Linked DNA regions of Homo sapiens: region 2 is linked to region 1. A link is an interaction called in ENCODE POLR2A ChIA-PET data of the cell type or tissue named here. Cell type or tissue: MCF 10A. All regions are shown on one strand. Links, peaks and the distances in the headings refer to the core of each region. The heading gives the core; the rest is flanking DNA.

Region 1 (10,870 bases), core at 615-5,614:
CTTGAACCCAGAAGGCAGAGGCAGTGAGCCGAGATCGCGCCATTGCACTCCAGCCTGGGTGACAGAGCAAGACTCTGTCTCAAAAAAAAAAAAAAAAAACACATAAAATCATACAATAAAAGATGAAAGCCAGGCACCAGAAATTGAATTAGGAATTCAAAGCCTGGGTAGCTAGAGAGGGATGAGGTTTAATTTATCGCATCTCTAAGGGAAGTAATGAGATTTTTCACTGCTTGGCATGTCTGATTGTGGGTTCATATCAGGGTAATTAAGTGGTGACTAACATTTGACATTCTTAGAAACACAAGTCTTATGTCTGTGTTCATCTCTGGTAGATGAAAAACTGGAAGAGAAGATATTTTCAATTGGATGAAAACACAATAGGCTACTTCAAATCTGAACTGGTATGTTGTTACGTCATAAATGTTGCTATAAGAATGTTTGAAAAGTGTTGCAATGTAGTGATTATATATAATTTCTTGTACTGTTCTGTAGTTTCAGAATAAGTCTAGTTTTTAGAGGTAAATATAGTTTATTTGGTTGTGATGCTTTTGGTTAATGATATTTTTCTTAAATACATTTTTAAGTAAAAAGATCCTATCTTCAAAGCAGCATTCCACCTTGAAAGATCTGAAGATCTCAGAATCCTCTAGTCTATAAATTTCCTCTAAAGGGGCTGTCCTCTTGGGGGGTTAGCCCCACGTGGAGTAGGGAGAGAAGGGCATCCACATGGGGAAGGGGTGGTGGCAGAGATGGGAGAATGGTCACATACACAGTGATTTATAAAATCAGGAACTATATTAAGTATAATAGAAGCCAAGTCTTTTCAGAGAAACAATACTTTTTGGTGAATGAATGTATATCTGTATATATGATGAGGAATGAGATATTTACATAGTTTCAAAGTACCTATCTACTAAAATAGGTATTAAGTATTGTACAAGGGGAAAAAGAGTAACATTACAGTGAGGAAAGTGGTGTAAAGAATTCTGTCTGTAAAAGTCAATATTTAACCCTCTGTATTTCTTTCTCTTGAGATTTTCTTTACCTATTTCACATTGACTCATAAATCACTTCACATAAGATGTTTTTATCTTCCCTGAAGGTAGAATCAGAAATTGAAATTCCCTCTTCGCCTTGTTTGAGTTGCATCCTTATTTAAAATATTGTAGGGTGATCTGAGTCCTGAAATAGCTTATTGGAGACATTGAATGCAATTCTGTAGTATAAATGTCTATCCTACGTCTTCTTTTTGTATGGGATCTTTGAGAAGGGAACTTATACTTTGTTTGAATGAAGTCACCAGAACAGCATTGTCCATTAGAACTTTCTGCACAAATGGAAATGTGCCGTATCTGTATTGTCCAAGGGCACTAGCTACATGTAGCTGTTGAGTGCTGGAAATGTGGCTAGTGTGACTGAGGAACTGACTTAATTTCATTTTAATTAATTTATATTTACATCATTACACACAATGGCCACTGTATTGGCCAGCAGAGCACTAGTGTATAGGAAGGGGATATTTTAAGATTCACCTCAGGAGTCAGCTCTTCTGGGAAGCTTTTAGACTCTGGGTTAAGTGTCTTCTCTTTATATGCCCTGTGGTACCCTATGCATACTTGTATCATAATGCTCTTCCCAGAGTTTTGCAATCACGTGCATTCTTGTCTTTGCAACTAAATTAAATGAGCTTCTTAAGGGTAAAGACTCTTGTAGTCTTTTATGATCACAGGGCCTGGCACTTGATAGACAATAAGTGTCTTTGAATGAATGAAAAATGGCATAGCATAGCAAGAAATGCCATTTTAGTATGGGGCTTTCTCAAAGCTTAAGAGCCTCAACTGGAAGTAGTAGTTACTTGGTTCAGAAAGTACCTGCCTTGTTGTCTCAGGAGGCTATCCTTGTGCTTGGTTAGCAGGTTGTCTCATAGATTTTATTTAAAGCCAATACTCCCGGGAAGAGTCATTCATGCAGCAGACATTCATTGAGCTCTCCATGAACCTGGTGCACTGTTCTGGGAACTGAAAATAAAAGAGAATAATTAGCAAAGTTCTCTGGCCTTCAGGAGTTCAGTTTTGGTGGGGAAATTGACGTGTGCCCCCATCATCAACAGTAGTTTTAATAATTAGGAATATTTTTAGTATTTAGAAATTGCAGATAAAGCTGAAAACCTTTAAAGGTCAGTAATTATAACTATACTTAAGTTTTCCTAATTTTACGGAGTATAGTTTATCTCCTATGGTAGTTCTTTGTTCTTCCTCTCAAATTTCACAGAATAATGCCCAGCATACAGGTTTTCAAAACTTAGTATTTCTGTAATAGTTCTTGTTTCAGCTCCCCCTCCCCCAGTTTTAACATTTCTGAAATCTTAGCAGTATGTCTTAGAGTTGCTAAGGACGAGGGGCAGCCAGGCTGCAGCTGTGCTGTAGTTGACTGCTTGCCATATGCACAGTACCTTTGGGTAAAATCCAGAAGACACCGGCATCAGCATGTGCAGAAAAGGGTGCTGGCAGCTTGGGAGGAAATCTCAGGGACACCATGAAACATTCTTAAATACTGCATCACCAACACTCTTTTTGGCACAAAGAATGGCTTGGAGTGAAAAATATGGACATTGGTGGCTCCAAGTCAAAAAGTGATTCAGAAGATCTGGAATCTGAATGTGAAATCTTAAAAACTATAACCAGTTTATCTTGTCTATATTTTTCTTTTTTATATATGCTCAAGAATAATATATGATAAAAATGTTTAAAGTGTAAATGGGCTCTTTTATAAAACCTTTTCATCATGGAAAAGTGTAAACATACCCTTTTAGTAGATAGAAATAATACATGGAACCTGCATATACCCATCACCTAGATGTCATAATTGTTAACACATGGCTCAGCTTGTCTTGTTTCTTCTGTTTCACCACCCACTTCCTGCTTCATATTTTGAGGCAAATCCTAGATGTCTCCCATTTCATCTGTAAATATCTCAGTGTGTATCTCTAAAAGATCATTTAAAAATTTTAAAAATAAGTATAAAAGACTTAAGTGCACAGCCGAAAAATTGGTGAAAATATTTGCAACATGTATTAGAGATAAAACTTACAAGGAATCTTAAAAACTGAGGGGATTTTTCCTCACCTACTTTGCTCTCTTTTCCTTCCATCAATCTGAAATGACTCAGACTCTAATTTATTAGGTGAGGCAAAGCAACATAGGCATCCAAGAGGAACCAGTGTAGCTTTGTGTGGGTGTCAGAGCCCACGCAGGACAAGGAGGCTGTCCTCTTGGGGGGTTAGCCCCACGCGGAGTAGGGAGAGAAGGGCATCCACATGGGGAGGGGTGGTGGCAGAGATGGGAGAATGGTCACATACACACTGATTGATAAAATCAAGAACTATATTAAGGATAATAGAAGCCAAATCTTGTCAGAGAAACAATACTTTTTGGTGAATGGATGTATATCTGTATGTATGATGAGGAATGAAATATTTACATAGTTTCAAAGTACCTGTCTACTAAAATAGGTATTAAGTGTTGTACAAGGGGGAAAAGAATAACATTACAGTGAGGAAACCTGGCAGATACCACTTTACTCAGGTGGTCAGATGATTAAAGTGAATGTCATTGGTAATGAGGTAAATTGAAATCACCTGACAGGATAGTGGAAGACGAAGACAGCATCACTTCTGTGAAATCCCTGCCCAAGGTATGTAATCAGAATCCCATCATGAGGCACACCCAAATGAGGGACATTCTACAAAATAACTACCTTGCAATCTTCATAGAGTGAAGATTATGAAAGTCAAGGAATAATGAGGAACTGTTCCAGACTGAGGGAAAGAAAATATTTGACAAGCAGATGGTATTCGTGCTTCTGAACTGAATTCTTTTGCTCTAATAAAAGACATTTTGGGCACAGTTTTCTGATTCTGATGATTGTATTGTGATTATGTAAGAGAATGTAGGAAAAGTATTCAGGGGTAGTGTGGGACAGGTCAGCAACTCACTCTGAAATGGTTCAGGAAAATCAGTTCTTTATGCTGTATTTTCAATCCTTGTATAAATTCGTGTTTGTTTCAAAGATTAAAAAAAGAGAGAAAATGGAGGGGAAAATACCTGGTAGGCAAATGAACAAAAGACATGAATAGGCAATTCATTTAAAAATTAAAATAGGTCTTAAAATATTTAAAAAAATTCAGCATCACTGATAATTAGAGAAATGCAAATTAAAACTGCAATGAAATATTCTCATCTGTCATGAGAAGGTTGTGGCTGAGTTAAGAGATTGGCAAATCCCCACCCACCCTGCCCAAAAGCAACTGTAAATGCCATTCTGTAAACAAAAGGAATCAGGAACCCTTGGTGATGTGACTGATTTCAGAGCTGGGGCAGATAAAGTACAAGCTGAGCTCAGAAAGTGAAGTTGTGCCAGAGGATAAGGAAGTGGCTCAGAGAATGAATGGAACATGTCAAAAGGACACAGAAATTACCTTGAAGGAGCTGACCAAAATGCAGACAATTTAAACAACAAAATAAGTAATGATAGTAATGGAATATAACCCATAGAATAAAAATGAGTCATAAATAAATAAATGGAGAAGGAAAAATATTTCCTTAGAGTAAAATTCTATTTAATATATGTAGATGGATTGATGGGGTTAGAAAAATCACCATTTGGCAGCCACTAGTAATGGTTTCAGGCAGGAGTTTTCAGGGTTTGATAAAACTAGTTGCAAAATTATGATGGGAAACCTGGTATTACTATAGGTTCCAGGTATCTCCCCACAAGATACTTAACAGTGACAAAGGGAAAAAGTAATTTTACAGCTACTGGCAAACATGACCTTAAGCAACAGATCAGGGTTAACACACCAGTGACAGGACAAGCCACCATCGGGTGTGTACCTCCTAATAGTGGTCCACTGAGAAGAACAGTGTCATGTCTGTGGCTTCCTGTCAAAAGTGTATAAACTGAATCTCAGCACGAATAACAGGCAAACCCAGACTGGGAGGTGTTCTACAAAAATAACTGGCCTGCACTTCTTTAAACTCTGAAAAACGAATGAAGAACTATTCCACAGTTAAAGGCGACATGACAGCTACATACATGGTATGATCCTGGATTTAACTCTGGATCAGAAAATGGTTTTTGTGCTGTAAAGAATACAGGTAGGGCAATTAATGAAATCTGAAGATGGTCTGTAGATTATAGTATTGCATCAGTGTTGAGTTTCCAGTTTTCATAATTGCACTGTGGTTATGCAAGAGCACATCCATGTTTTAGGAAATACACACTGAAGCGTTTAGTAAAGGTACATCATATTTACAACTTAACCTTCAAGCATTTCAGGAATCTATATATATACATATACTCTGTCACACACATATATAAACATAAACAGATAATGATAAAGCAAATGTAAAATATCAACAGTTTAGAAAACAAGGTGTAGGTTATGCAGAAATTCTTTGTACTGTTTTTCTCAGTCTCTTATTAAGTGTGAAATTATTTCAAAATTAAACTATTTTGTAAAACTTTTTAAAAAAGATCTATGATTTTTTTTTTTTTTTTTAAAAAAGCACTCCCAGCTGGGCGTGGTGGCTCACGCCTGTAATCCTAGCATTTTGGGAGGCCAAGGTGGGCAGATCACCAGAGGTCAGGAGTTTGAGACCAGCCTAGCCAACATGGTAAAACCCCATCTCTACTAAAAGTACAAAAATTAGCTGGGCGTGGTGGCAGGCGCCTGTAATTTCAGCTACTTGGGAGGCTGAGGCAGGAGAATTGCCTTGAACCCAGGAGGCGGAGGTTGCAGTGAGCCAAGATCGTACCATTGCACTCTAGCCTGGGCAACAAGAGCGAAACTCCATCTCAAAAAAAAAAAAAACAAAAAAAACAACAACACTCTGTCATGGTTTAGTTTTATTTTTGGTGCTACATAAAGTAATGGTATGTCTTAATCTCACGCTGTCATATTCAATGAAATATGTATATTGTATTTTATGGAATGTATACTAGAAATATGCTATTAGGAACCAGTTTTATATTTGTATCTTATATCTACTTTGTAACCTTGGGTGAGATACTTAACATGTCTAATCTGCAGTTTCAGCACATGAATAGTAGTACATGTGTTGTAGGGTTGGGGAAAGTGTGAGATAAAACATTTAAAAGCTAGCAGATGTCTCAGCACTTAGTAAACATTCAATTTTGTATTTATATAAAAGTGATATTTGTAAAATCACAAATTTAAGTCAAAGAAGCAGGATGTGCACTTGCTCTGCTGCCTTGTATATCAAAGTGACATTCCAGAAAAGGAGATGCTGTGCATACTGGTACGTGGGTCCGTCGGGGAAAGTCTGATGGCTAATAGCTTTTAATTAGTTACACTGCCCTTAAGGCCAGAAATAATGTGAATAAGGGCCGTATGCAGTTTTTCTTGTTTCAAACAACAGTGTATATAAGGTTATAGTGTTTGAGCTATTCAGATGCTGGATGGTTTAAGAAGGTAGATTTATTTCTGAGATGTGCTTCAGAAAAGAAGTGTGATTTTCACATGGGTCTTCAAATAAGACAGCTAACCTTTGAAAGGATTTTAAGAATAAACATCATGTAACTGTTTTTTTTTTTTTTTTTTTTTTGCCAGGAAAAGGAACCTCTTCGTGTAATACCACTTAAAGAGGTTCATAAAGTCCAGGAATGTAAGCAAAGGTAAGGAACCGCTCTGACTTGATGCCTGGCACAAGTTATAAACACAGAATAGTGCCTTAGTTTGAGTAATGTACTTACAGATTACATTTTTCCATATTAATTGTAGTTATTTTTAACTCTTTATAGTTGAGATACACTAGAATTTTCAAAACCCTCAGAGTAAAGTATTGAACTACTTTGTTCATTTGAAAACTAAAAATTAGGAAAGAATCGTTTATTTGTTTCTTTGAAAACTAAAAATACAGAAACAGCTTACTAATGGAAAGGAATAAATTTAATGTGAACAACTTATGGTTAGGCCATCAGATTTGACAAATTGATGTATTAAGTGTTTAAAAGATGCAGTAGAATAGAGCTTCACAAGAAAATGTGTTAGCTGTGACAGTGTTTCACCAAACTGATTACTAAAAACTCTGAACTTTAAAGTTGCTTTGTGAACTTTTTCTAAAAGTGAAACTACATGAAATATGTAAAATCTTACATTAAAATAAATGGGAAAAGATAATTTGGGTTTGCTAAATCAGTGCTTTACCTCATTTATTTATTGACGCATACTGGGTACTGGGTAAACAAATGAAAGAGAAACTCAAACAACTGCTATTTAAGTATAATTGGATTTTTTTTTCATACAGCGACATAATGATGAGGGACAACCTCTTTGAAATTGTAACAACGTCTCGAACTTTCTATGTGCAGGTAAGATGCTTATTTGGCAATTAATAGATCCTCCTAAAAAGAAATTAATAATATTAGAGGTGAAATAAACATAAACAAGCTTGTTGCACTTGAGGTTAAAAAAATATGACAACTGTAATTCACCAGCTTAATAAAAGGGTACTGTATATAGAGTTATTGGTGGGGTTATATGTTCAGGAAGTGGGAGTATTTGTTATGAATTAGTGAACTAGAACTAAGTATTTAGAGAAAGGGAAATGCTTTTAATTTAGATGTTAAGTGTGTACTTTCAAGTTGGATTATTTTTGCACATGTTTTAGAATTTTGATTTTTCTATTATATCATTTTTTGGTAACCTTATTAAAAAAACCCATAGTAAAAGTAGACAGTAGATTTATATAGTTTCACTAATAGTAGGCATCCTGTATTTAAGTTTAAATTGTACTTTTTGCATACTTCATTGAATTATTTAAATGGAAAATTTTAAAAAAAGATTTGGGCCGGCTGTGTTGGCTCACACCTGTAATCCCAGCACTTTGGGAGGCCAAGGCAGGCACATCGCTTGAGTCCAGGAGTTCGAGACCAGCCTGGGCAACATGGCAAAACCCCATCTCTACTAAAAATACAAACATTAGCCAGCCGTGGTGGTGTGCAGGCTTGTAATCCTAGCAACTTGGGAGGCTGAGGCACGAGAATCGCTTGAACCCAGGAGGTGGTTACAGTGAGCTGAGATCGTGTTACTGCACTCCAGCCTGGGTGACAGAGACCCTGTCTCAAAAAAAAAAAAAAAAAAAAAATCAAAAAGGGATGATTTGTTTTTGTTTTATTGAAGTTAAATATGCTTATTCCAGAAAACTTGGAAAATATAGAAAGATTTCAGAAAAATGTGGCTTATAAAACATTCAGTCCCACATTGAGGCAACCATTCTTATGATTTTGCTCCCTTTCTTAAGGTATATATTTTTATAATAGGTGGGGTCATACTAAATATAGTGTTATATCCTATTTGTTTCATATATTGTTATTTTTTTCCCATGTCATTAAAAATTATCTGAAAACCTTTTAGAACTGCACCATACTCCATTGATGTTCCACCAGTAAATTGTGTCTGTATTACTCTGTTGCTGTATTGTGTCTGTGTTACTCTGTTCATGTGCATAGTTTTTGTACATTTACTGTAATAAAATGATGAAAAACATCTTTGTGCATTACTTTGCCTGATTTCTTTAGGGTAAGTTTCTAGATCGAGATTAACTATCAGAGCATGACCCTTTCTATTTTGTCAAATTGATTTCTAGAATTGTATTTCCATTAGTAATGAATGAAGTATACTCTACCTTTGGCTACTTGTATTTTTTTTTTTTTTTAGTCTTTGTTAATATTACTTATTCAAAAATATTCTGCATTTTAAACTTTTTCATATTTCTAGATTCTAGAAGTGTAAGGGATTCTAGAATCTAGAAACAAGAGGCAGTATCTCTGCACCCCGATTGGGGCCTTATTTAATTGGATTAATTTCATAGTAAGGTTTAAAATTCACATTGAAAGCCAGACGTATCTGTCAATACTTATTGTAGGATTTAGGGTACTACTAGAAATTATTTCCAGAAAAATATGTAAAAGAATGTCAGAATTTTTAAAAATTACACAACTACATAAATATTCTTGTAGCAGATTCAGACAGTGTAGCAGTAGGTAGAGTGAAATAAGAAGGGTTTTTCTTGGACTTCCTCCTCTCCTTGTTTTCTGTCTGGAGGTATTCATTATTGACGCCTGTTGATGGGTCTGATCTTGACATTGAAGTGCTCAATTTATGTCTCTGTGTAGTTAAGACCTAGCAAAACCTGGCTTTAAAAAAATGATTTCTAAATTTTTTGGAAACAGTTGCCTTAGAGTGATTTTGTTGATGACAGTATTTTAAGTTATCAAAATAAATACATTGGCTGTATAGAAGTAGGTGATTTTGAGAAAAAATTGTTTGAATGAGTTCTTTTTTCCTTTAGGCTGATAGCCCTGAAGAGATGCACAGTTGGATTAAAGCAGTCTCTGGCGCCATTGTAGCACAGCGGGGTCCCGGCAGATCTGCGTCTTCTGTAGGTTTCCTGCTCTCTGGGGTGATACTCCCTTGCGTCTCCCCCATCCTATCAAATTTCCTCTCTCCCAATCCATCCGGTTTCTTTCTTTCTTGAGATTTATTTGCATGTTGACTTTTATACCAATTGGACTTGCAAAAAATAATGCATTTCTAATTTAATGCTTCCTTGTAGTATTATGTATACATAACTTTCTGTGCATTGTATTGTGTTAAATGCACAAGTAGGGCAACTAAAGAATAAACATTTCCTTGCTTTGTTTTAGGAGTTCTTACTTGTCAGTAGCTCTAGATTTGGCATAATCTGACAGATTCTTAGTATGGTGTGTGATCAGGATCATGTAAGACTTTTAGTTGTAGCGTTACACAGTTTTGTGAACGTCTCAATTTCCTCTTTACTTCCTCTGATTTCAGTTCAGGTTTTTTGGTTTTGTTTTGTTTTTTACCTTTGGCTTAACCATGCCATCAGATCACTGAGCAGCTGGGGCCTTAAATACAGTTCAGTGCTCCCAGTGTTTCCATTTCATGTTTTAATTCTCATTTTAAAACCTGCTTTAACAGCCTGCTTCTGAAAACTACCATAATTATCTTTGTGGTAGTATGATAATAAAATTGAAATACAACTAAACATTCTGCTCAGAAATATTTTTTTAAAAGATTTTTCTTGTGTTCAAGTACATAAGAATTAGATTTGCATTTGGAATACTTTGGCCACTGATCTCAGGTCTGAAAATTTAAAGTATCTTAAAATGTAACACTGCCATCTGCGGAAAGTAGTCTCATATGTAGCATGATAGCCTTTATTATCTAGATTTACTATGACATATATGCTAGTTACTTACACTTTTAATATTTTTTTCTGATAGTATTATAATACCGCCTTTTATTAGTTTTCTGGTAGTGATAACTACAGATAAATAAATAGAAATCAATGTTTCTGATTTCTTAGTTGTTAAGTCATTCTCTCTTTATATCCTTTTTGAAATATCTAAGAAGTCACTTTCATAGATGTTCATTTTGTAACTGCCTGTATTTTATGTGACTTTTTCAGCAGTCAAGTATGAGACTCTCTGCAAAAACAGTGTCTGTTGGGAAGAGGAAAAGTTGGAGAAGGATGTTTGTGTTTTGTGCTTTGTGGTGGGGGCAGATTGGACTATCTAGCTATGACTGTCAGCACAACTTTCTCTTTTCCTCCCTCTACCCAGTATAGGTTAACTCTAATCTTAGCTTTGCACTGTGTTCCAGATGCGGCAGGCCAGAAGGCTGTCGAACCCTTGTATACAGAGGTATACATCAAGAGCTGGTGAATGCAGCACGTATGTGGGCTCTCACGCAAACGTGCCTTCTTAGTGGAGGGCCCAGACTTACTACTTACAACTGATCATAGAAAGTTGAGTTAACCAA
Region 2 (12,127 bases), core at 2,598-7,597, 110 kb before region 1:
AAAAAAGTATAAAGGTAGAATTATAATACAAAACACAATTGTACTCATCTCCCCAAATGAACGAATATTAATATTTTGTCTTAAATTGAGAAATCAAACATTTCCAATGAAGCAGAAGTCGCCTATGTTTCCCTCCCAGTCCCATTCCCTTCCTCATTTCTGCCTCCTTCCCCTCCTAAAGACAATTAAACCACTGTTAGGAACTTGTGCAGATTTAATCTATGTAATTTTACTCTTACCACATGAATAATATTGCTTTAAAAGATTTAAACTTGAAATACATGTTCTCATCGTGATTGTAACGTTCTGCAACTTATTCACTTACATCGTGTGTTGTGTTCTCTCCATGTTGATATTTGCATATCTAATGAGCATTTAAAATTTTAATTGTAAAGGGTTCTATTGAATGAATGCACAACGATCTCTTTTCACTCCCTTCCTAATGGCCTTTTGTTTTGTTTTGTTTTGTTTGTTTGCTGTGACAAGCGATGGAGCAGTGGGCATCCTTGTTCATATCTTACTCACATGGTCATGGCTTTCTCTATGGTCTACATACGAAAGAGGACTTTTATTGTTTATATATAATTTTCTCAGTGAAAAATAGAGGACAGTGTCTTATGAAAAGCATTTTTTTCCCCTAAAGAACAATTACCATTTACATTCCAATGGCTGCTAGCGAGTGCCAGTAAACACACATGGTACAGCCCATAGAGGGAGGTTCAAGTCCCTGTGGGTTCTGTCTTGATTGAGGCCATCAGAGCTCTTAGGTAAATGAAAAGGTGTGTGAATGTCTTTGGTGTGGTTATCTGTTGCACAAACGAATACTTTCAGGTCTGATATTGACCTAAAGACAGAGGAATTTACTTTAATAATTATGCTTCATAAATAATAGAACCAGGATTCTGATTCGTGGAGCTCCCAAGGACTCCCCCATGTTGCTGCTAGCCCCTCTTTAGTGAGACCTCAAAGGGCCTTCTGGGCTTGAGGACCTCAGGTGTGGAGTCTACACTGGAAATCACACCACTTCGCCAGCCCAGCTGACAAAGTTCTTCACAGGGACATCATACCAAGTGCTCTGAGGAGAGTCTCCCCTTCCGGCCTCACGATGATTGCCAGATGGTGACAAACTTGGTCCTGTCTGGCCAGAGTCAAAGTCCATGCATTTGTAGGTGGCCTGAAAACCAAAGGAGAGGAAAGAGACAGTTTTACTCTGTTCAGAAATAGCATGAGAGGTGGGTGACATTTTCATTGTCCTTTAGAGTCACGGTTTGTCTTTGGTGCCACCCACCATAACCACATAGAGTGGTTGAATGTGGAAGCGGTGATGTATTTTAAGGCCAGGGTGCAATGTCCATGGTCAGAGACTGAAAATGTCAACGGGTTTAAGAAATGTTGAAATGGCTCCATAGATAACCATCAGAGGCTACTAGAGAAGGGGGTTGGGAGATAGCCACACTTACAGAGCTGACATTACGGGGTAGCAGGTATTCTTTTTTTTTTTTTTTTTTTTTTGAGACAGAGTCTCCCTATGTCGCCCAGGCTGGAGTGCAGTGGCGTGATCTCTGCTCACTGCAAGCTCTGCCTCCCAGGTTCACGCCATTCTCCTGCCTCAGCCTCCTGAGTAGCTGGGACTCAGGCGCCTGCCACCATGCCCGGATAATTTTTTGTATTTTTAGTAGAGACGGGGTTTCATCATGTTAGCCAAGATGGTCTTGATCTCCTGACCTCGTGATCTGCCCGCCTCGGCCTCCCAAAGTGCTGGGATTACAGGTGTGAGCCACTGCGCCTGGCCAGCAGCTATTCTTTGGCAATGCTCATTTATGGAGGAGAGGCCTCATGCTGCAGCAGGTACTGCACAGGCTCTGGAGCTAGGACCTGACCCTGCCACATATCCATAAGAGCTTCCATCCGCTGAGCATGTCATGATGTGCCAGGCACTGTACTAAGCACTTTGTATGTATGCAGTCAGTAGAATGATGGCCCCACAGATGTCCACATCTCACTGGCTGGAACCTGTGAATATGTTGGGTTGTATGGCAAAGGAAACTAAGGCTGCAGATGGAACTAAGGTCAGTAATCAGCTGATTCTTTTCTTTCTTTCCAACTTTCATTTTAGGTTCAGGGGTACATGTGCAGGTTGTACATGAGTAAATTGCATGTCACAGGGATTTGGTGTACAGATAATTTTGTCACCCAGGTGATCAGTATAATATCCTTGATATAGTTTAGATGTGTGTCCCCACCAAATCTCACATTGAATTGTAATCCCCAGTGTTGGAGATGGGACCTGGTGAGAGGTGATTGGATCATGGTGGTGGATTTCTCACTAATGGCTTAGCACCATCCTCTTGGTGCTGTTCTCCTGATAGTGAGTGAGTTCCCTTGAGATCTGGTCATTTCAAAGGGTGTGGCACCTCCTGCCTTGCTCTCTCCTGCTCTTGCTCTGGCTGTGTGACATCCTCCTCCCCCTTTACCTTCTGCCAAGATGGTAAGTTTCCTGAGGCCTCTCCAGAAGCCAAGCAGATGCCAGCATCATGCTTCCTGTACAGCCCATGGAACTGTGAGTCAAGTAAACCTCTTTTCTTTACAAATTACCCAGTCTCAGATATTTCTTTGTAGCAATTCAACAACAGAACAGTACAACCCTATACATAGTTTTTCAATCCTCGCCCTCTTCCTACCCACCACCATCAGGTAGGCCCTGTGTCTATTGTTCCCTTAATGGTGTCCATGTGTACTCAATGTTTAAGCTCCCACTGACAAGTGAGAACATGCAGTATTTAGTTTTCTATTCCTGTGTCAATTTGCTTAGGATAATGGCCTCCAGCTCTACCCATGTTGCTGCAAATGACATGCCTTCACTCTTTTTCATGGCTGTATAGTATTTTATGGTGTATATGTACCATGGTTTCTTTACCCAGTCCACCACTGATGGGCACCTAGGTTGATTCCATGTCTTTGCTATTGTGAATAGTGTCCGCGGGCTTTAAAATGAGGAGCTTATTCTAGATGACCTGGGTGGGCCCATGGTGATCACAAGGACCTTGTAAATGTGAAGAGGGAAGCCAAAGAGTCAGAACCATAGAGAGATTTGAAGATGCTGAACTGCTGACTTGAAGACTGAGAAAAGGGCCATAAGCAAAGGAATGTGGGTGGCTTCTAGGTGCTGGAAAAGGCAAGGAAACAATTCTCCCTTGAGCCTCTAGAAGGAACACAGCTCTGCTGACAACTTGATCTTACCTTGTTTGGTACTTCTGACCTCCAGAATGATGAGAAAATAAATTCGTGTTGTTTCGAACCACTTGGTTTGTGACAATTTGTTATTGGAGCGATAGGAAACTCATCCACTCACCTCATCCACTCTGTACCACTCTCCTCTGAGCAGCTGCTGTGATCACACTTTCACAGATGAGGACATTGCAGCTGCGGGGCAGTTAAGCAACTCACAGGAGGTTCCACAGCCAGTCTGGTGAGGAACTGAGATTCTAACCTGCCCTATACCCAGGTCTGAGCCCAGAATTGTGTGACCTTGGATAAGTTATTCAGGTTTCAGCCCTCAATCATGGCCAGAGCTAAGGTGAAGTGAGTGAGGCACCTTGGTGCGAAATTTAAGGGAGCATGAAAAAACTTAGTCATCGAGATGCAGTCTATTTTAGTGTAATATATTAGAATTAAAATTGATGCCAAAAAATGCCATGATGAACAAAACACTAAAATTTTAAATAAATGTAGGGTTAATCTCAATTTCTACATCTATAAAAGTAAGGACTATATCCTAACTTTGCAGGATGGTTGTGTGGAATTAAATGAAAAAATCTACAGAAAACATCTTGGGAACACCTGGCACATAGTAAGAGCTCATTAAATGACGATCATTGTTTTGCGGGGCACAGAGGGTGGGTGAAAACACAGGCCCTAGTGTCAGGCTGCTGAGATTCAAATCCTAGCTCTGCCATTTCCCAGTTGAGTGGCCTTGAGTAAGCTGTTTACCTGCTTGATGTCTGAGGCTACCTTCAGACTCAAATGTGGTGTCACCTCATTCCCAAACTCATTCTAACCAGCTTCTTACAAGCAGCGTGATTTTGTGCTATTTCTGAAATTTCTTCTCAATCTTTTTATTTTGGCCAGGTTATTTACCTTTAGTGAATTCCATCTTCTGAAAACAATGCTTTTGTGGGTCTTCTTGCAACTGAACTACAAGATTCAGGCAATTCCGACTTATGAAACCGTGATGACATTTTTTAAGAGGTAATATAACTTAGTGTTGATTGATGAAATACACAAATACTGAAATGTACAAACACTGCTCATAATATCACGGGGGAAAACCATCAGTGATATAATTTTTCATAGCATCATTCAGAGGGCACTGTTTTTTTAATAGGGCCTAAGATTATAGGATGCTTTCAAACCACCAAATTACCTGGAAAAGTAAACAACATGTAGGTGTTGTACTATGAGATAATCAGGTGCTTCTGGGAACTTGCTGTGTCCAGTAACAGGCATGAGGCAAAAGGTACTCCTCTCTTCAGGAAAATGACCACACTACCCTGGCCTTTAAAACTTCATTAAAAAAAAAAATCAGCTTTCTTAGGTTGAATAAAACTCACTTTTTCTGTGGAAGTAACTGGTGGTATTACCTTGTTAGGTTTGTGTTTCTGGTCCCCACAGCCTCAGGAATGAGGGCTTCCAAGCATGACGAGGCGAGTTTAAGGAAGTGGAAGTAAAGATGCTTCATTTCTTTTGCATGTGTGAGTTTAGCAGATAAACACGTCTTCACGTAGTGACCTGTTTAAGCCAAGTTTCATTTGCATTGTTTTGAAGCACGTAATTCATTTCTGGAACAGAACATCTGTGCGCTGCGTTAAGTAAAGAGCCCACTTCTTTCTCTGTCTTGTTATTTGAGGAAAGCAGCATTCAGTGTCGGAATTATATGTACTGTGTTTAGTTTCCATATAATTTGCTTTGAACCCAAATGTTTTACCCGCCCTCCCCCACTCTTTTAATAGCCTATGAGACACTTTTTCCAATGAGTCATGCACACCAGGAGGAATTGCTGTTTGGCTCCAGGTCAGCTCTCCTACTGGAAACGTCTTAGCACTGGGAGATAGGAAAAAGAGCTAGAATGTGGTGATTCATTAGAGCTGTGTTTTTAATATGGAAGAAGCAAGTGAGGAGAAGGGAGTTAAGGTGTGGGCCCCCTGCCAAAGTTGCTGTTTCCAAGGCCTTTGCTTGCACTCCTGAGCCAGAGACGCCACAGCTCTTCCCTGGAGTGGCAGGCACAGGGGTGTTTCTCACCACCACAGCTTTTCCATTTTCTTTTCGAATCTACGTTGATTTGTCCCAGACCTCACATCGCCATGCATTTCCCCAAGCCCCCTGATCCTGTATAATTTTCTTCGTTGGAAACCATTTGCTTCTTTCCAAGTCATGTCATTGCCCCGACCTAAGCAGTGATGACAAATCTTTCAACAGGGGCCAGAGTCCTCTCAATGTAGAGTGGGGGTGGCTCCAGACAGCCAGAGCCTGCTGTGTCCCTTCCCCAACCTCCCTCCTTCCCTGCTTGGCCCTCTCCTTTCTCCAGCGAGCTTTGGGTCAGACTGGGAGAAAAGATGGGAAAGTGTAGGGCTTGGATGCTCTCCCCTGCACACTGTCCAGGCCCACTCTGTCATCATGGAGGACCTTGTGGCCCACTTTTAGCACTGTGGATGGTTCTTCTCCTGCCCAGCTCAGCTGCTCCAGGGTGGTAGCACCTCGCAGTTGTGTCTTTGTCATTGGCCTCCATCTCCCAAATGCATCTCCTGAGCCCCGGGCTCCTTCACCTGGGGGTCTGCTCTGGGTGCTCCTGCTTCCCCCAGTCCCTGCCTGCTCTGCCTCCTCTCTGTCCATCCGTGATGGGGGCCACCCACCAGAGCTGCTCTGCCCAGCCCCTGCTGAACCCCTCAGTTCATGTATATGTCCTGCCCCTCCCAGGGACATCATAAGCAGCTTCAACAAAGGGCTTATGATCCTTTCTCTTGCCCCAACTTGCCTGGCACCTTGCTGGACTGTGAGTCTCTGTCAGACTTTTTTTTCTCTTTTTTTGAGACAGGGTCTTGCTCTGTCATCCAGGTTGGAGTACAGTGGCGTGATCATAGCTCACTGCAGCCTCAAACTCCTAGGTTCAAGTGATCCTCTCGCCTCAGCCTCCTGAGTAGGTGGGACTACAAGAGCATGTAGCCACATCTGGCTAATTTTTAAAATTATTACTATTATTATTTTTTGTTTGTTTGTTTTTTGGTTTTTGTTTTTGTTTTTTTTTTTGAGAAAGAGTCTCGCTCTGTCGCCAGGCTGGAGTGCAGTAGCGCCATCTCAGCTCACTTCAACCTCCGCCTCCCAGGTTCAAGCAATTCTCCTGCCTCAGCCTCCTGAGTAGCTGGGACTACAGGCAAGCGCCACCACACCCAGCTAATTTTTGTACTTTTAATAGAGATGGGGTTTCAACATGTTGGCCAGAATGGTCTCGATCTCTTGACCTCGCGATCCACCCGCCTCGGCCTCCCAAAGTGCTGGCATTACAGGCGTGAGCCACTGCGCCCAGCCTAAAATTATTATTTGTAGAAACAGGGCCACTCTGTTGCCCAGGCTGATCTCAAACTCCTGGTCTCAAGTGATCCTCCCACTTGGCCTCCCAAAGCACTGGGATTACAAGCATGAGCCACTGTGCTGAGTACATTTTTTTTTTTTTTTTGAGGCAGTGTCTCACTTGTTGCCCAGGCTGGAGTGCAATGGCACGATCTCGGCTTGCTGCAACCTCTGCCTCCTGGGTTCAAGCAATTCTAGTGCCTCAGCCTCCCAAGTAGCTGGGACTACAGGCACGTGCCACCACGCCCAGCTAATTTTTGTATTTTTAGTAGGGGTGGGGTTTCATCATGCTGGCCAGGCTGGTCTCAAACTCCTGCCCTCAAGTGATCCTCCCACCTCGGCCTCCCAAAGCACTGGGATTGCAGGCGTGAGCCACCGTGCTGGGTCCATTTTTATGTAGCTCAGTTCTTCTCACAGAAGTGGGTCTTAAATGCTGATGGAAAATTCAGAGAATGTCATGCATGTGGCAACTTGACAACATTGAGATAGCAGACACATTTCCGTTTCTATTGATGGGTGGTGCCCGTTGAGTGCACCAGCCCAAGAAGGATTCTCAGCTTTTCTGTAGGCTCTGAGAAGAAGAATGTCGCAGTAGATTAGCGGTGTCTATCCTGGCTGCAGGAGCCAGGCTTGGTGGCGCCCTGGGTCCATGTTTGCCATCCCCTGCCGAGGATCCCCAGGGCTGACCAGCAACAGTGCGGAGGCTTTGTAGCTGCTGGCCTAGCAGGGCTGGTGGCCGGAGGGCTCCAGCTGCCCCGAGGTACCTCTGCTCCCTGTGGAGGTGGAGGGAGACTGCAGGGAGTCACGGACAGCCTGGGCCAGCATTGCGTCACCAGGGGAGTTGAGCTACAAAGTTCAAAGGGGCAAAGGGAGCAGCTAATCAAGGAAGCTCCAGTGGTCGCTGACAGGGATGTGCCAGGAGCATTTCAAAGTGAGACAGAGGAGCAGACCCCAGGGGAGACAGTAAACAGGCTCGGAAATGAGAAGAGAGGGAGCAATTTGGCCCAATTTTAAAAATTGCAAATATTGATAAAATAACTTCAATGACAGAGCAATCTACTTCCCGGGGAGGGGGACATGTTGAGGCCGTCACATTATGGGAACTGACAAGTTGGAACTGCACTTCCCTAACATGTCAGTAGTGGGACAAGCTGAACAAATATTAGCTCACCCGGACCTTGACCCTACCAGGAAAGAAGCTGAGCAGCAACTGCGGGCATGGCCTTGGCTGGCCCAGAATCCGGAAAGGAGGGTCGAGAGCCATTAACTGAGTAAAATGAGTCAGACGCCCCTTTCCTCATCTGTCTCAGCAGTGTCCGGAAGACAGGCTAGGAGGGAACGTAGTTGAATAACTGACTTCTCCAGCAACGACTATACCCAAAAATAAAGACATACGTCCAAGCCATTTCTACTCTCCCATTTTCTTTTGTTCATTAATTTTTTTTTCAATCTTTCATTCAACAAATATTTTTTGAACATGTGCTTTGTGCCTCAGACACTGACATAATGTTGAAGGGGCAGTTTCTTTGCCTAGCCAGATGTTTAGAAACAACTTCAAGTTTATTTTTGTTGCTATCCAAGAACATCAATGTAAGAAGGAAACAAACACGCACGGTCGTGTGTGGCTTGCAAACACATACAAACACACACCTGTGTGCACATAAATGCATACACAACTACACACATCTAAAGCATAAACACACATACACACACCACTCTACACTCTACAGCCTGTTTTTCTGGCAATAGCTAGTTGAGAAAAACAAATAGGCTGTCCCGAATTAAATTTAACATCTCCTTGTAGGAAAAACAAAAAATGTAAGCAAAGCTGTTGCCTTCATCTATGAAGGAAAAGTCATCATTTCATTCCACTTGGTAGTCTGAGAAGTTCAGGAAAGCTGTAAAAACTTGTAATCGGAGAAAGGGCAGAAGCAGGCAAATTTTCAACTTTTTAAAAGAACATTTTAAAATCAAGGCATAAAATACAGAAAGGTGCATGAACCTTAAATGAAGAGCTCAATGAATTTCCACAAAGTGAGCACACCTGTGTAACCAGCACCCAGACCAGAACAGGGGACATGGCCAGTCTCTAAAGCCCCTTATCTCAGTACCTACTTCTTCCACCAAAAGTAAACAGTATCCTGACCTCTTTTACTACCAATACATCTTCCCTTTTCTTGAGCTTTGTATAAATAGAATTCTGTAGCATACACCTTTAAATGTCTGGCTTCTTTCACACAATAATGTATCTGTAAAATCCATCCACGTGGCTGCATGTAGCAATAGCTTGTTCATTCTCATAGGATATTTCATTATATGATTATACCACAATTTATTCAGATGTTGGTGGACATGTTCAGCCACTAGGAATAGTATTGCTATATACAACCATGTACATGTCTTGTGGTACACATAATTATGTGCTTCTATTGGGTAAAAACCTAGGAATAGAATTACTATGTCATAGGGTATGGATGAGTTCAACTTTAGTAAATACTGCCAAACAGTTTTGCAAAGTGGCTGTGCTAATTTATTCCCTAACCAGCAGTGCATGAGAATTCTGGTTTTTCCATATCCTTGCCAACACTAGGTATCTTCAGTCTTTCACTTTTCTTTTTCTTTTTCTTTTTTTTTTTTTTTTTTTTTTTGAGACAGTCTCGCTCTGTCTCCCAGGCTGGAGTGCGGTGGCATAGTCTCAGCTCACTGCAACCTCCACCTCCCGGGTTCAAGTGATTCTCCTGCCTCAGCCTCCTGAGTAGCTGGGACTATAGGCATACGCCACCACACCCAGCTAATTTTTGTATTTTTAGTAAAGACGGGGGTTTCACTATGTTGGCCAGGCTGGTCTTGAACTCCCAACCTTAAGTGATCCACCCGCCTTGGTCTCCCAAAGTGCTGGGATTATAGGTGTGAGCCACCGCTTCTGGCCAGTCTTTCACTTTTCTAATGGATGGAGAGTGGAACTAATTTGCCTATTCCCTTTTAATTTACATTCCCCTGCTAATGAGGTTGAGCATTTCTTTATATATTTGTTAGCCATTGGGTATCTTTTTAGTGAGGTGCCTGCACAAGTCCTTTCCCCATCTTTTCTTTGTTCTTTTCTATGTTCTGCTACGTTCTGGTCCACGTCCTTGTTGGATATATGAATTCCAAATACCTTCCCTCTGTGGCTGGCTTTCTCACTTTCAGAATGGTCTTTTGTTGTTGTTGTTGAGAGAGTCTCACTCTGTTGCCCAGGCTGGAGTGCAGTGGTGTGATCTCAGCTCACTGCAAACTCTGCCTCTCAGGTTCAAACGATTCTCTTGCCTCAGCCTCCTGAGTAGCTGGGATTACAGGCATGTGCTACCACGCCTGGCTAATTTTTTGTATTTTTAGTAGAGACGGGGTTTCACCATGTTGGCCAGGCTGGTCTCGAACTCCTGATCCAGGTGATCTGCCTGAATCAGCCTCCCAAAGTGCTGGGATTACAGGCGTGAGCCACTGTGCCTGGCCTCATAATGCTCGTTTGATGAACAAAATTTTAAATTTTAAGGCATTATAATCTATCAAGCCTTTCTTTTATAGTTAGTGCTGTTTTTTTTTTTTTGTTTTTTTTTTTGAGATGGAGTCTCACTGTGTCACCCAAGCTAGAGTGTAATGGTGCGATCTCAGTTCACTGCCATCTCTGCCTCCCGGGTTCAAACGATTCTGCTCCCTCAGCCTCCTGAGTAGCTGGGATTACAGGCACGTGCCACCACACCTCGCTACTTTTTGTATTTTTAGTAGAGATGGGGTTTCACCATGTTGGTCAGGCTGGTCTCGAACTCCTGACCTTGTGATCCGCCCGCCTCGGCCTCCCAAAGTGCTGGGATTACAGGCATGAGCCACTGGGCCTGGCCTATAGTTAGTGCTATTTAAGAATCTTTGCCTATTCCAGTGCCATGTGGATATTCTCCTATTTTCTTCTAGAAGCTCTATTGTTTTACCTTGCATTTAGATCTAGAGTCCATCCAGAAGTATTTTTTTAAGTATGGTGTGAGGGAGGGACCATGGTCACGGTCCTTCTTTTCATAAGGATGCACAATTGATCCAGCACCGTTTACTGGAAAGGCCATGCTTTGCTCACTGCTCTGCAGTGTCTGTCACCTTTGTCATAACGTATTTTACATGCTATGTGTTAAATGTTAGTGTCATACGACTATATGTATGACATATACATCATTTTTAGTATCTCTATTCTGTGCCATTAGTCTTGTCTATCCTTGAACCAATACCACACTTTCTTAATTACTGTTTCATTATAAATCTTGAGATGGAATAAGACATCCCCCAATTTTGTTCTTCTCCAAGATTACTTTGGTCATTCTTGGTCCTTTGGATTTTCACATATTTACTTTATAATCAGATTGTCAAATTCCACCAAAAAAGACAAGAGAAGAAAATGCTGAGATTTTGACTGGGAAGACATTGAATATGTAGATCAATTTGGGGAAAATTGACCTCTTTAGAATACTGAGATTTGTAATCCATGAAAATGGTATAAATCTCCATTTATTTGTCTTTTAAAATTTCTTGACCAGGCTCAGTGGCTCACACCAGTAATTTCAGCACTTTGGGGAGGCCTGAGGCCAGGAGTTAGAGACCAGCCTGGGCAACATAGTGGGACCTGTTCACAAAAAAAATGTAAAAAATTAGCTGGGCATGGTGGCACACTCCTGTAGTCCCAACTACTTGAGAGGCTGAGGCAGGAGGATCACTTGAGCCTGGGAGGTTGAGGCTGCAGTAAGCTGTGATTGTGCCGATGCACTCCAGCCTAGATGGCAAAGTGAGACCCTGTCTCAAAAAAAATTAAAAATAAAAATAAAATTTCTCTCAATAAAATTTAATAGTTTATTGTATGGAGGTCTTGCTCATCTTCCGTTGTATTTATTCCTAAGTGTATAATGTTTGCTGACTCTATTGTAAATAGTATCATTTAAACATTTTTATATTCTAATTGTTTGGTGCTGATATATAGAAGTACAATAGTTTTGTATATTGACTTTGTGTTCATATATTGATAGATTTTCTTATTTTAATAGACTGTACATTCTCTTGTATGTTTTCTACATATAATTATGTGATTTTTAAGAATAATACTAGATTTATCTCTTTCTCTCCAAATCTTGTGTCTTTCACTTATTTTTCTTCCCTTATTGCACTAGGTAGACTCTCCAGTATCATGTTGAGTAGACATGAACATCTTTTGATAATGACATGAACGTCATCTGATAATGAACATCTTTTTTTTCTTCCCAGTCTCAAGGAAAAAGCTTTCAGTAATTCCCCAATCTGTGTATGATGTTTGCTGTGGGTTTGGTGTAGATACTCTTTATCAAATTTTGAAAATCCCCTTCTATTTCTAGAGTTTTTAATCACGAGTGAATCTTACCAACTTTACTAAATGGTTCTCAGATTTTCTCAAAATGATATATAGTTTTCTCCTTTTTGCTATGAATGTGGTAAAATATATTAATTTTTCAAA

What was found. Peaks named below come from ENCODE experiments on the same cell type or tissue, not always from the same donor. Only the 100,000 strongest peaks of a DNase experiment are listed, where the experiment ranks them.
Region 2: POLR2A ChIA-PET joins it to region 1 with 15 read pairs; 4 of 35 experiments call an interaction of 5 or more read pairs at or near these places.

The regions. Positions count from the first base shown.
Region 1 is chr10:122,417,565-122,428,434 of GRCh38, forward strand. PLEKHA1 (pleckstrin homology domain containing A1) reads left to right here. Exons shown (of 12, transcript NM_001001974.4): 8 at 336-404; 9 at 6,635-6,699; 10 at 7,332-7,395; 11 at 9,378-9,467. Among named protein-coding and RNA genes, the nearest start is that of MIR3941, 6.0 kb to the left of the region's middle. In MCF 10A, for the core only: no CTCF peak of the experiment used is centred there; a DNase peak (open chromatin) is centred at 2,557.
Region 2 is chr10:122,303,061-122,315,187 of GRCh38, forward strand. BTBD16 (BTB domain containing 16) reads left to right here. Exons shown (of 16, transcript NM_144587.5): 10 at 4,129-4,248. Among named protein-coding and RNA genes, the nearest start is that of BTBD16, 38 kb to the left of the region's middle. RefSeq lists an enhancer at 4,879-4,948. In MCF 10A, for the core only: no CTCF peak of the experiment used is centred there; a DNase peak (open chromatin) is centred at 5,111.